Regions from separate parts of the Mus musculus genome. Here region 2 is linked to region 1. A link is a contact called in ENCODE Hi-C or POLR2A ChIA-PET data. All regions are on one chromosome and are shown on one strand. The core of a region is the stretch at or near the end of the contact, and the rest is flanking DNA. Distances in the headings are between cores, read along the strand shown.

Region 1 (6,454 bases), core at 2,787-5,286:
TTAAAGCATTTGTCACAATGACCAGCTTTCTATACATACTCTTAACCTTTGAGCCATCTCTCCAGACCCAAATCTTTTTAACATTGTGTGTATGTGTATGTGTATGTGTATGTGTATGTGTATGTGTATGTGTATGTGTATGTGTATGTGTATGTGAATGTGTATGTGTATGTGTATGTGTATGTGTATGTGTATGTGTATGTGTATGTGTATGTGTATGTGTGGAGGTCAGAGGACTTTTGGGAGTTAATGATCTCCTTCCACTGCAGAATCCTGGGACTGAACTCAGGTCATCAGGTTTGTATAGGAAGCAGCTTTACCAATGACCATAAAGTCATTTCAACAGCCTGAATTTTTCCTCTTTTTATATTAAATCTTCTTAAGTAGGGTTTTAAGTCAATCATATGCCCCAAACTAGAGGTACTCAATCAAGGTAATTTATTCCCAGAAATAGTTGAAGTTATCACAAATTGCAGAGTCTAGGGGAGGTAGACAGTGCTTGTAGTATTTTTTAGGCAGACACCAAGGTTGTTGATAAACATCCCACAATACTCAGGACAGCCAGAAATGATCTAGCACAGTGGTTCTCAACCTGTGAGTCCTGACCCCTTTGAGGTCACTTATCAGATATCCTTTATCTTAGATATTTACATTATGATTCATAACAGTAGCAAAATTAGTTATTAAGTAGCAATAAAATAATTTTAGGATGGAAGGGTCACTACAACATGAGGAAATTTTTTTTTTGTTTTGTTTTGTTTTTTGAGACAGGGTTTCTCTGTGCAGTCCTGGCTGTCCTGGAACTCACTTTGTAGACCAGGCTGGCCTTGAACTTAGAAATCCACCTGCCTCTGCCTCCCGAGTGCTGGGATTAAAGGCATGCACCACCACGCCCGGCTTGAGGAACTCTATTAAAGGGCCTCAGCATTAGGAAGGTTGAGAACAACTATCTAGCACAAAACATCAGAGGCATCATAGCTGGCTAGCTTATCTACATTAGCTCATGCTTGCATATACTATTATTACCTGTTGAACTGTGTGGCATATTCATAACAGTTAACTTTAGAACAGTAGTGCCAAAATGTAAAGCTATCTTTCATACAAAATTTTCTAGTTAAGAAAATATACAAGCCGGGCATGGTGGCGCATGCCTTTAATCCCAGCACTCGGGAGGCAGAGGCAGGCGGATTTCTGAGTTCCAGGCCAGCCTGGTCTACAGAGTGAGTTCCAGGACAGCCAGAGCTATACAGAGAAACCCTGTCTCAAAAAGCCAAAAAAAAAAAAAAAAAAAAAAGAAAGAAAAAAAAAAGAAAATATATAAAATGGGCTAGGGAGACTCAGCAGTTAAGAGTGCTGACTGCTGTTTCAGAGGACCCCAGGTTCAATTCCCAGCACCCATATGGCAGCTCACAATTGTCTGAAACTCCTGGATCTGACACCATCACAGACATATATGCAAACACCAATGCACATAAAATAAAAACATAAATTTAAAAATAAAACTCATAAAAATAAAATTCATCTATTAGCCACAAATTCATGACATAAACCACTATACTATACCACAAGCATTTTGCAGATTCTTCCTATACTGGTTTTCAGTCTTAAAATGCTTTCCTAGAAGGTGAAAACAAAGGCACTGGTCTAGCATACAGGCATTCAGAATTAAAGAGGTGGTACTAGGCTGGATAATACAGGAATACACATATTTCTGCTCTGAGGAAAAACATCAATGAATTTCCACTAATAGACCTTGCACTGACTAGTTCTCAGAGCTAAGGAACTTGTGCTGACCCAGGAACAACTTAGTAATCAAATGCCAAAGATGTATGGAAAAAGATAAACAGAAACAACTACCAGCCAGGGCTTCAGCACTAATTTCCAAAGCAAGGGAAGTACATATACCTCTCCACTATAAAATCAAAAACAAAAAACCTACCTGCCAGGCGGTGGTGGCTTGCCTCTTTATTCCCAGCACTCAGGAGGCATAGACAGATCTCTATGAGTTTGAGACCAGCCTGGTCTAGAGAGAAACCCTGACTCAAAAAACAAAAACAAAACAACCTTCCTAAGGTTTTACTAGGTTTTCAGCACAATATAGATCCAGATACTTATTCAGCTTTATCTGTCAAATGCAGATGAGAATCTCGACCCAACAATGCATCCCAAAGAACTGGGATGACTGGATCACAGGCTAAATGACTCAGGAAGTAAGAAATTATCTAATCTTTACCATACAACTAACTGTGATGTTAGGCTAGTAAGAATCCAAGTCTCTTTACAAAGCTGTCTACAATACTTTCACCAATCTTAAACTGGTATCTAGCAGTGGGGAAAAATAATAAATGCTGAAACACTTTCTGGCTCATGGTAAAATGCTTCCAGAGACTGCAGCAGCCATACTGCTGTATCACTTGCTACAGTCACAAGGAAAACGAACTAAACTATCAAGCTATTCCTTATCTAAGCTACAATAATATAACTCAAGAAATGCATCAGACCTATAATAGCCAACTCTTCAAATATTTCAAAAGCAATGTGTGAAGAATAGTTATTCAGCTGTGTCGGCAAACAGAGCAAACATTTAGCCTGGATGCTTAATTGTTCCCAGGCAACTAAGTCTCAAGGTCGATTAAACTTGCAAGAAGATCTATGTTCTCTGATATAAAGAATGTCGAATCCTTAACCTGGCTTATGGTAATGCACACTCAGGGATGGGAGGGGTAGAAAGGTTACCTTCTTCTTCTCGATGTTCCTAATTTTGTGTTTAAGGCATATAAGTCCATTATCAATATAGGTTTCATATGCCTGGGAAGGAGATGCAGCAGAACTGAGAGTAGACTGCAGGGGGCTCAGAGCCCGCTGGTTTTCCCCTTGCTGATCCTGGTTCACTTGGGACTTGGCTGACTTCATACTTCCCACTTTTCCCTCCTCTGAATGGCCGGCCTGAAGGTGACTGGTAACCGAAAAGGGATGGAGAGAGTTGCACCACTGAAACAGATGAGGCTAAAGGATGGGGGCAGGAGGAGTTAAGTACCAATGTAAACTAAAGGTGCACAACGAGGAGCTTCTTTAAAATGAAATGAAGTCAAAACATAACGTTGATTCAGACAGCGTACTTCCACTCCCCTACTAAGGTTAATTGACACAAGCAATAGCCAATAAAGACAGTCTATACGTAGGCAAAATTTACACTATAGGAATGTTTCCAGAAGTTCTATTCCCCACATGGAGAACTGCTAAGCAAGCGGAAGGCTTCTGATCTCATTCTGAATAATTTCTATGGTCGGGGGCGGAGGGTGAGGGTTGCAGCCACAACTTCAAGCTATCTCAAAGTCTACGTGAACCAAGTTTCTTGTACTAAATGACAACACTCTTTGACTGTCCAGGACCTAACCAAGTGCATCCCCCTGGACACTGCTGCCAAGTCTCACAAACTGTACGCCGAGGTGGCTTCCAGTTGTGTTTACAGTAACTCACAATCACTCACTCCTATACTGGCAAGCCTTCCGCTACCCGCACCAAGGAACCGGGAAACCAAGGAGTCGGACACTTCAACTCTATTCAGAAATCCTGCCCGTAAGGAGCAAGACCAGAGCTAGACAGCCCCTGGACACCATTGCTCGTTCAAGTGCCCCAAGGGCCCGAGTAGAGGAGCCCCAGTCAGGGTCACAGTCTAAGGGCCCACGCAGCCCACCAGACGCAGAGCGCTCTGCAAAGCCGCTGAGAAGCCCGACCCCAGAATGCTGGGGCACCACGCTTCTCCACCCCGCCGCGGCCGCGCAGACCCACCCACCCCGCCGCCGTCCTGCTTCACCTCCCCGGCTGCCTCCGAAAGCGCGCGGGAGTCCTGCGCGCTGCAAAGTGGGCGAACTCCACCCCGCACTCCCTTCTCCCCCCGCGTCCCTTCCTCCCGCCTCAGCTTAGCCTGCGGCCACCGCCGACAGTGCACCCAGCCAACTCCGCTGCTCGCGCCCAAGCTGTCCCCCTCAAGGCGCGCGCAACTTATGTAGGCCGCGCACGGCGCGACCACGCCCAAATCCCGCCTATTTCCGGTCCTCTGCCCCGCCCTCTAGCACGCGAGCTCCCCTCGGAGGCTTCGCCTTCCGGTGTCCCCTCCCACTCCCCTCTCGTGCGCTAGACCACCACAGTCCGCCCTTTTCCGGTACCCGGGACCTGCGAGGGACAGGTCCTTTCCGGTGCCCCTCTCTGCAAGCCTGCGCTTGGCGCGTACCTTCCCTGCGCTTCTCTGTTGCGCCTGAGGCTGGTGTGAGATACTGCACCTGGTAGCATGGATGGGCCCGCTTGTTTCAGCCAGCACTGGTGCAGATGATTTCAATTCTTGGAAAAGAGGCAGCAAGTCCTGCGCAGAATGACCAGATAAGCCAGCCTTCAGGCTCTAATGGTTTAAATGGGCACTTCTAAAATACAAGAGCACCCTTGCCCCACAGATGATTTTTCATTGTAGAATGAGTCAGAGGACTCAGCCTGTAAGAGCAGCAGAGTAGATGACTGCAGCCTTTGTAGTAGGAGGGTATGCGCCAAGGCTATGTGTCGCTATGAAGCAATTCATTTCATTGGCACTAAAAGAGTTGTTAAAATTATTTGTTGGGCCGGGCAGTGGTGGCGCACGCCTTTAATCCCAGCACTCGGGAGGCAGAGGCAGGCAGATTTCTGAGTTCGAGGCCAGCCTGGTCTACAGCGTGAGTTCCAGGACAGCCAGGGCTACACAGAGAAACCCTGTCTCGAAAAAAAGAAAAAAAAAACAACAACAAAAAAAAGTTATTTGTTGGGTTGCATAAAGTTAACAGAAAACAGGAAGAATGTCAGCTTCTGAAGGACTGGTGGTAGTTCCTGTATCAAATGAGGTTTTAGGGGTAGATTACTCCCTAATACCAGGGAGGCAGGAACAGACCTAAACAAAAAACACTACCTCATAAACTAAATAAAATAATAAAGTTAATAAATTAAAACTTGTGCCCAAGTATTTTACCAAATAGAATTGGTTTTAAGTCCTATCCTTGAGGCAAGGGTAATTATTTAGAACAGGGCAGTCAAAAGCATAATCAAGTAAATAAATGGAAAGTCTGGACAAGACCACCCAAAAATCACCTTGGCTTTGGCACTTCTTGTTACCTATTACATGTTTACCTGCATGTATGTTTATGTACATGGTTGCCTGGTTCCTGCTGTAGGTCAGAAAAGGGTGTTGGATACCCTGGAACTGGAGTTATAAACAGTTGTGAACCACCACGTGGGTGCAGGGAATTGAGCCCAGGGAGGGCCTGTGGAAGAGCAGCCAGTGCTCTTAACCACTGAGTCATCTCTCCTCCCTGTCCTATTATGTTCTTTAATGTTGTATTTTAGCTTTGAATCTCTGAACTATACCTGCAACTTGAATATTAGACAAACACTATGTTGTCTGTTTTCCTCATTTATAACTAGAGAAAGAACAGGCTGCTGAACTGACCAATAGACTTACCTTTTGCCACACAGAGTGGCCATGAAGCCTGTGATGAGCACACCTTCAGATAACTGAACTGACACATTTATATTTGCATATGCCTTTGTTGGCCTATGCTAATAATGAACCCAAAAATAATATTTCCAACCAGGGGTTGTGGCACATACCTTTACAGGCACACAACTCCCAGCACTCAAGAGGCCGAGGCAGGAAGATTATAAGTCTGAGGATAGCCTGAATCTCCAGATTTACCATAACTATCATTTGGGCCATTAGATTGAGATATAATCCTAACTACTCAATGGGAGAATTGCTAATAAATCTGTTAATTTATTTAATAACATGGGACATAGGCTGAATCAAGAGAAAATACAAAAGCACAAATAATTAAATTTCAGTTGCAATAAGGGTATAGTTTGTATAAGCTTGTAATAACACTAGTAAGAGAATACCCCCACAATAATGTTGCAGCAGTGTTTTCTGAAAATTAAAAAAGGAGAATGACATACACACACAAAAAAGGAGAATGAATTGGGAAAAACTCTCAACTTTTCATGCCAGCTCTTCAGCAGCCGAGGCAGGAGGATCACGAGATCTAGACCAGCTTGTACCACTTAGGTACAAAACAACAAACAGAAGAGAGGGGCTCACGGGAGTGAGGGTGGGGTACAGTGGTAGATTGCCTGCCTAGCATGTATGAGGCCTAGGATTCCATCGTCAGCACAACAGAATTGTAAATATGAATTTTAAAATAGGGCTGGAGAGATGGCTCATCGGTTAAGAGCACTGACTGCTCTTCCAGAGATCCTGAGTTCAATTCTCAGCTACCACATGGTGGTTCACAACCATCTGTAGTGGGATCTTATGCCCTCTTTTGTCTGAAGAGAACAATGGTGCACTCATATACATAAGATAAACAAGTAAATCTTAAAAAAAAAAAAAAAAGATTTTGAAAGTATTCAGAGATAGGGGCCAGAGAGGAAGCTCAGT
Region 2 (6,454 bases), core at 2,862-5,361, 450 kb before region 1:
ACCAACCTCAATAAAGTATGTATGAAACAATTCTGCTATGATAAAACTATAGAGATGGAGAATTCGTGGTCGTCTTGGGTCAAGTGGGAGTTTTATTGATTAGGTGTTAGATCTTAGGCGCATGGCTACAGTGAGGAAGTATATCATCCACAAGATGGAAGTGCTCTAGGCATTGTGACTGTAGTAGAATCTCAGAAATTGATGCCTGTCATGAAACTGCAGAGAACTAAATATACACCAAGATAAATAAAATATGCATTCAAAAGCTGATGAAATTTAGGGGATGGGGTATCTCATAGAAATGTTAATTTCCTAGCACCCAGGACCATTTAGCCCAGAGGTGGAAACACGAATGGGCTGCATACTCCCACATCAATCACTGATTAAGAAAATGCCTTTCAGGCTTGCCTACTGCCTGATACTATGGAGGCCTTTTCTCAATTAAAGTCATCTCCCTCACAGATGACTCTAATTTGTTTCAAGTTGACATAAAAACTAACCAGGACACTAGGCCAATGCTTGATGCATACCAAATAAAATAGTTTTCCATCCCTTCTTGCAGGTTCAAATTATGCAGATCTAACTAGGCGTGGTGGCTCACTGAATGTGTAATCTCAGCATTTAGGAGGCTGAGGCAGGATTATGATCAGTAAAGAGCTAGCCTGGACTACATAGTGAATCCCAAGCCAGCCCGAGCTATGGAGTGAGAGCATATCTCAAGAAACAAACAACAACAAAGAAGAAGGTAAAAGAAAAGAAAGAAAAACAAACTATTAAAAGTATCTGAAGTCTTCAAGGACCTTGAGCTTCTTGCTGCTGCACTGGACCATGGGGCACACTTCATTTACTATAGATGAGTTGGCCATTCTAACTGAAAGTGACCGAAGGAGCAGAGGGGATTGCGATGCTTTCTCTTCCAGATGAGGTAACTATTCCAAATCACACCCTGTGCTCTGTAGACTCACAGCTCAATTGGCCCATTAAGAAAAAGAGGGGCTGGGCGTGGTGGTGCAGGCCTTTAATCCCAGCACTCAGGAGGCAGAGGCAGGCGGATTTCTGAGTTTGAGGCTAGCCTGGTCTGCAGAGTAAGTTCCAGGACAGCCAGGGCTATACAGAGAAACCCTGTCTACAAAGAAACAAAAACAAACAAATAGAAAAAAGAAAAGAAAAGAAAAAGAGGGGGAGATTCCTCTGTGTCTCTATTTGCTTTCTATTGCTGTGATAAACACAACACACACGTGCACACACACACAATATCTATCTACCTAGGGAGAAAAAGGTTTATTTACCTTACAGGTCTGCACCATAGTCCCATCATTTAGCGAAGTCAAGGCAGGAACCAACATGGTTTGCTCAGCTCAGGAATGACACCACTCACAGTGGGCTGAGCTTACTGGTTTGCTCAGCCCATGAATGACACCACATCAATCATTAATCAGGAAATGCCCACACAAGCTTACCTACCAACCAATTTGATGGGAGCATCGTTTTCTCAACTGAGTTTCCCTCTTCCTAGATGAACCTAGCTTGTGACAAGTTGAAAAAGAAAGAAAGGAAGAAAGAAAGAAACCAAACAACCAAAAAAAAAAAAAAAAAAAAAAAAACCCAAAACCAAAGAGCAACAGTCTTAGACAACTGCACCAGAAACAGGTTGCATATCCTTCCTTTTCCCCATTCTGCCAGCCCTGTTCATTCCCCATCCCCATCCCCATCACTATCCCCAACCCCTCCGCAGGGTGGGGGCAGGGGCGATGAAGTCAAGCTAGTGATAAAAGGTGGAGGTGGATAGCCCCTCCTCCTCTGGCTTGGCAGAGTTCCTATTAGGAACTATTAAAAACACTTGGACAGCCAGCACCTTACACTTACTATGCCCGTCCTCCAGCAGCAGGCATTCAGCCCTGACGCTTTAAATGGAAACTGTTCTCAGGCCAGGGACCAGGGTAGGCTCCAGGGCTGTAAAAAGTCCGCATATGGAGTGCAGTGAGCTTATACACCTTCAAATTAATCAACAGCCTCACCCAGTCCATGAAAACGCCTATCGTCCATCCAGTGTAAAAAGAAGCGTTCCTAGTTTTATGATTTAAAAAAAAGAAAAAAAGCACTTGGGAAATTAAAAGGGCTGAGAAACTCTTCAGCTAAGGCTATCTTTGGGATGAAAACTAACACAACTTTCCAAAGATAAATGTTTATAAAACATCTCCTTGGGAGTCAGATGTGTTATTTTCTCGCCGTCTTTAAAACATTAGTTTATTCGAAAGAATTACGTGAAAGACAGCTGCAGGTTTTCCTTTTCTCTCCAAAGCTCTGGGCCTGAAGGCTCACGCTAACTGTTATTTTGCCAGCTGTCCCCAGAGATCAGTGCCATAAACTATGGTTCCTATGGCAAAGATTTGAAAACGAGTTAATACGGAGCTAATACCCTGTGAGCTGCTGTGTTCTGAACGCACACCAGCTCAAACGCGGAGCAAAGTTACACTGGATGGAGCTCATCGGTTTGGTTCCAACCCGTCCTTTCCCTCAGGATTCAAGCAGATACACCACCCTACAAATGCGTACTCTCAGTCCGGTTCCACTACTTCACACCAGAAATGCTGAGTCATGGTTCCGGGGCTGGGGAAGGGGCTCTCTGCGCCCTTGCACGTTCTCAGTGTGGGTCCCGGAGGCTGGGTGCAGCACCCGGGATGCAGAGGCTGGGGCTGGAAATGCCCGGGTTAGGGAGGCTATTAGCATCCCAGTACGCAAAGCCCGGTGCTCAGAGTAGGGTGCCTGACACCTCTCCCTAGCTCCTACCTGGAACACCCACAGCATAGCAGCTTCAGGAGCATCGTAGGCCACCTGGTCCGGTCCCTTTATTCCTCATCTGCCCAGCAGTACAACCTCCCTGGAGAAGCTGACAACTTGGAGCATCGCCACCCTCTGGAACCCGCTAATCGCGGGTAGGAAAAGCTCCAGCGAGAAGTCTGCCATCCTTGAAGCCCCGGGGGACATAGCAGGCAGAACTCGGTCCCAACTCCGCAGCCAGGAAGCGCGGGAGAACCTAGGTTTAGCTGGGAAGATATAGGGCAGAGCAGAGATCTCCCCGAGTAGCGCGGAGAGTACCCAAAACAGAGCCAGAAGAAAACGATGTAGTGCTTCAGAACCTGAGCAAAGCCTTGAGAACCTTAAGCTGTCCCGGGTAATGACCAGAGGTAGAGCCAGGTGGATTCAGGACTAAGCCTGGAGCAATAGGATCAGAGTCCGACCCGAGAGAACCCAGCCAGAGCAACGAGATCTCGGGGCAGAGCGGAGAGAACCTCGTTCAGAGAAAATCTGGGGCTGCGCTGACAGAATACTAGAGTTGTGAGGGCCTGGGACAGACCCTGGAGAACACTTAAGATAGAATCAGGAGCGCCAAGCATAGAGCCCAGAGGACCTGGGGCAGAGATTGGAGAACGGAACAGGGCAGAGATGCAAAGCGTAGAACCTAGAGGACCAGACTGAACAGCCAGAACACAAGATAAATCCAGGAGGATCTGGCTGATGACTAAAAGACCAGGGGTAGAACTGAGAGAAAGGGGAGAACAACCTAGAGGAGGTACCGAGGGACCTGTCAGAAGTGTCCCCGCCGTACCATCCCTTCTCCAAGGAGAGGCGTCTAGACCCCAGGACGCACAGGCTCACCTGAAGGACAGCACGCACAGTGGCCGATAGGACTTGTGGCTGGTGCTGTCCGCCAGGCCCTTGCCCCAGAAGTCGTTAGCGAAGATGGCCCAGCGCAGCGGTGTCCCGGGCCGCACGTCGGGGTTGTTCACGATCGCCCACACATCGTCGTGTACAAACTCGCCCCGCAGCGAGCGGCCGTAGCAAAGGCAGCTGGCCCCAGCTAGCAGCGCCGCGGCCCCCGCTGGAACCAGCCCGCAGCGCGGGCGCCGCGAGGGCGCGCGCTCCCCGCCGCCGCGGTCCCCGCGGGTCACCAGCATCGCACCGCCCGCACGGCCGCTCCCGCGCAGCGCGCATCCTCCCCGGCCGGGACCCGGGCGCGCAGCGGCCTGCTTGGCTCAGGCATCGCACGCCCACTGTCCCCGCCCGGGCGCCCGGTGCTCTGCCGCCGCGGTGGCCCAGCTGCAAATAAACAGCGATCCCCCCGCCTCCCCGGGCCATCGCCGCCGCCTCCGCCCACTCTGCGCATGCCCGCTTGCGCGCCTCCGCCTCCTGGATCCTGGGACCTGAGGTCCCCAACACCTGGCCTCTACCAGCTGGCGCTGAGTCCGGGACAGCCAGAGCGCGCAGGTTTAGCGGGTCGCCGCAGGGCTTGAGGGGACACGCGGGAAGGCCACCCAGGGTCCCACCGGGTACGCCCAACTGCTTTCCCAGACCAGTCCCCAGCCGGTCTCAGCTGCGGAGGGGCAGGTCCCCGCCGCCTCCCGGCCGCAAATCGGCAGGCTTGTCAGGTACTCAGTCTGGACCCGGACACCCTCTCTCCCTGGAGGCGTGAGCGATTCGAAACCAGCTGGACAGATGGGGGACAAGCTCCAGCACCCGCAGGGCTTAAAGTCTTCCAAGGTGCTATGCCCCAGTCCTGGGAACGCAACGCGCGCAGCAGTCCTTTCCCCAAAGCCCAGGGGTGCATCCCCGGCTGTGAACTGCCTCCTTGCTGTTTCTGCTGCTGCTTATAATAAGCCCGGTTTTGATTTTTATTTCCGTATGGGAAGCTCTTCCTTTTGTTTTTCCCTTAAACTCTTAAGCAATGAAGGAGGCGCTGAACACATTACTTCTGGCTTTCTTTTGGTTTTGGTTTTGAGACCCTGCCTTAGGCTGACATTCAGGCAGTCCTGGGCATTGGCTACAGAAGCCAGGCTGATCTCGAATCCTAGAGTACCCCCTACCTCAGCTGCCCAGGCCCAGCTACTTTACCTGCTATTTTACTGGTTGGATCTCTTGGGAATAATTATTGTCTCCTGGGAGACTGCCTTGACCCTTAAATACAAATTAAAACTATGGACTGCCTTGGCATTGCCTCTGGCTCAGAAACTTCCTGTCTTTCTCGAAACTGTTCTACTTTTGAATGCCAATCACAACAAATAAATGAGGTATTCCAGAAAAACACTGACTTCCCCTAATACTGAAAAGCCCCGTTGGTTCTTTCAGGCCACTTGTGAATGGACATGGCTTTATTACTGAAATTAACTGAGACTTCATACATCCAGACCCCAAACCTCAAAATAAAGTCGTCATTAAAACAAACAAAAGCCAAACAACATCAAACTTTTGACAAGAAAGAAAAGAAACTTGAAATGGAAAGGAGAATTTGTTCTTTGAGCCTCCCGATGGCTCCTTAAATTTAAACACCAGAGCACTTAATGCAGCAGTTCCCAAATTAACAGGGACATAGTCCAAGACAGGATCCATTCTTGCCTCTTTTGATGTTTTGTTTATTGTTGGTTTTTCTTGGTGAATCAAAATTGGTGAGAGAGGAGCAAAGCTGAAATCTTGTGTCCCAATGACAGCTTTCTTAGAACATCTGACCCTCAGTGACTGCTGAACCGAGACACACAGACACAGACACACACACACACACACACACCACACACACTTGTGTCCTTTGCTCCCTCCAGAGTAATAAAAAAAATGGATGTAGGTTTTACCTGGTGCACATTGTGCTAATGAAGGGTAGAGACACAAAGCTACTCAAGTACTGTGTGTGTGTGTGTGTGTGTGTGTGTGTGTGTGTGTGTGTGTGTGTGGTGAACAAGAGCTAACTAGGGACAATACCCTAAACCCAGGAGAGTGACTTCAAGAAGCACACTTCTTCACAGCATTCTTTCACAAGAGGCACACCTCCCCTCATCACAGCAGTTTGGGATTTTAGGTGAAGCAGAGTCAGAGTTGTCAGTGACAATGATCCTAATGAAGGGAACCCGAGATGAGACTCTAGAGAGAGGGAGAGGCATTCAGGAAGCTTAGCATGTATGTTCAGTATGTGGCATCTCAGTGCAGGCTGTCTCCAGCGATCAGTGACATTTTCACTATGTCTGCTTCAAATGATGGATTTGGAGTTCATTCAGAATCTAGATGGTCTCTCACTTACAAGGTTCAGCCCAGAGCTTTCCAGTTTGGCAGTGGTGTAAGAGCCATCCACTGCACAGAAACTGCACTTTGGGAAAGCACACAGTCAATGATGTGGTGATGCTGTGGTGTTCAGGTTGCTAACCTTGAAGCTCCACTGTCTGGAAGTATTAAATGTGTTTCAATTTATCACATCTTCAGAGCCCGACACATCTATGTTCAGAGCATGAACTGTGAACCAGGAGCACCCATAGGAAGATTCTCCGGGGACATCATTTCCTGACCTAATCCTGCTCTGTGCCGTAGAGTGCCACCGTCAGACAGCAGGTGCCATCAAACTGCTTGCTCCTCTCTCAAGGCACAGAACAACCATCTCAGCTAATAAAGGGCCCAAAAGGAAATTAGATTT

What was found. Hi-C counts contacts between places; a loop is a spot of excess contacts on that map. ChIA-PET counts read pairs that join two places held with the same protein, here RNA polymerase II (POLR2A).
Region 2: POLR2A ChIA-PET joins it to region 1 with 13 read pairs in embryonic stem cell. The contact joins the promoter of Tmtc1 here to the promoter of Caprin2 in region 1. A Hi-C loop is called at or near these places in 1 of 37 maps with a recorded cell type or tissue (T-helper 17 cell). POLR2A ChIA-PET finds 5 or more read pairs at or near these places in 2 of 5 experiments (both embryonic stem cell).

The regions. Positions count from the first base shown.
Region 1 is chr6:148,892,201-148,898,654 of GRCm38, forward strand. It overlaps Caprin2 (caprin family member 2), which reads right to left and starts at 4,037. Exons shown (of 19, transcript NM_181541.4): 1 at 3,818-4,037; 2 at 2,737-2,956. The coding sequence starts at 2,913.
Region 2 is chr6:148,440,241-148,446,694 of GRCm38, forward strand. It overlaps Tmtc1 (transmembrane and tetratricopeptide repeat containing 1), which reads right to left and starts at 4,112. Exons shown (of 20, transcript NM_198967.5): 1 at 3,661-4,112. The coding sequence starts at 3,959.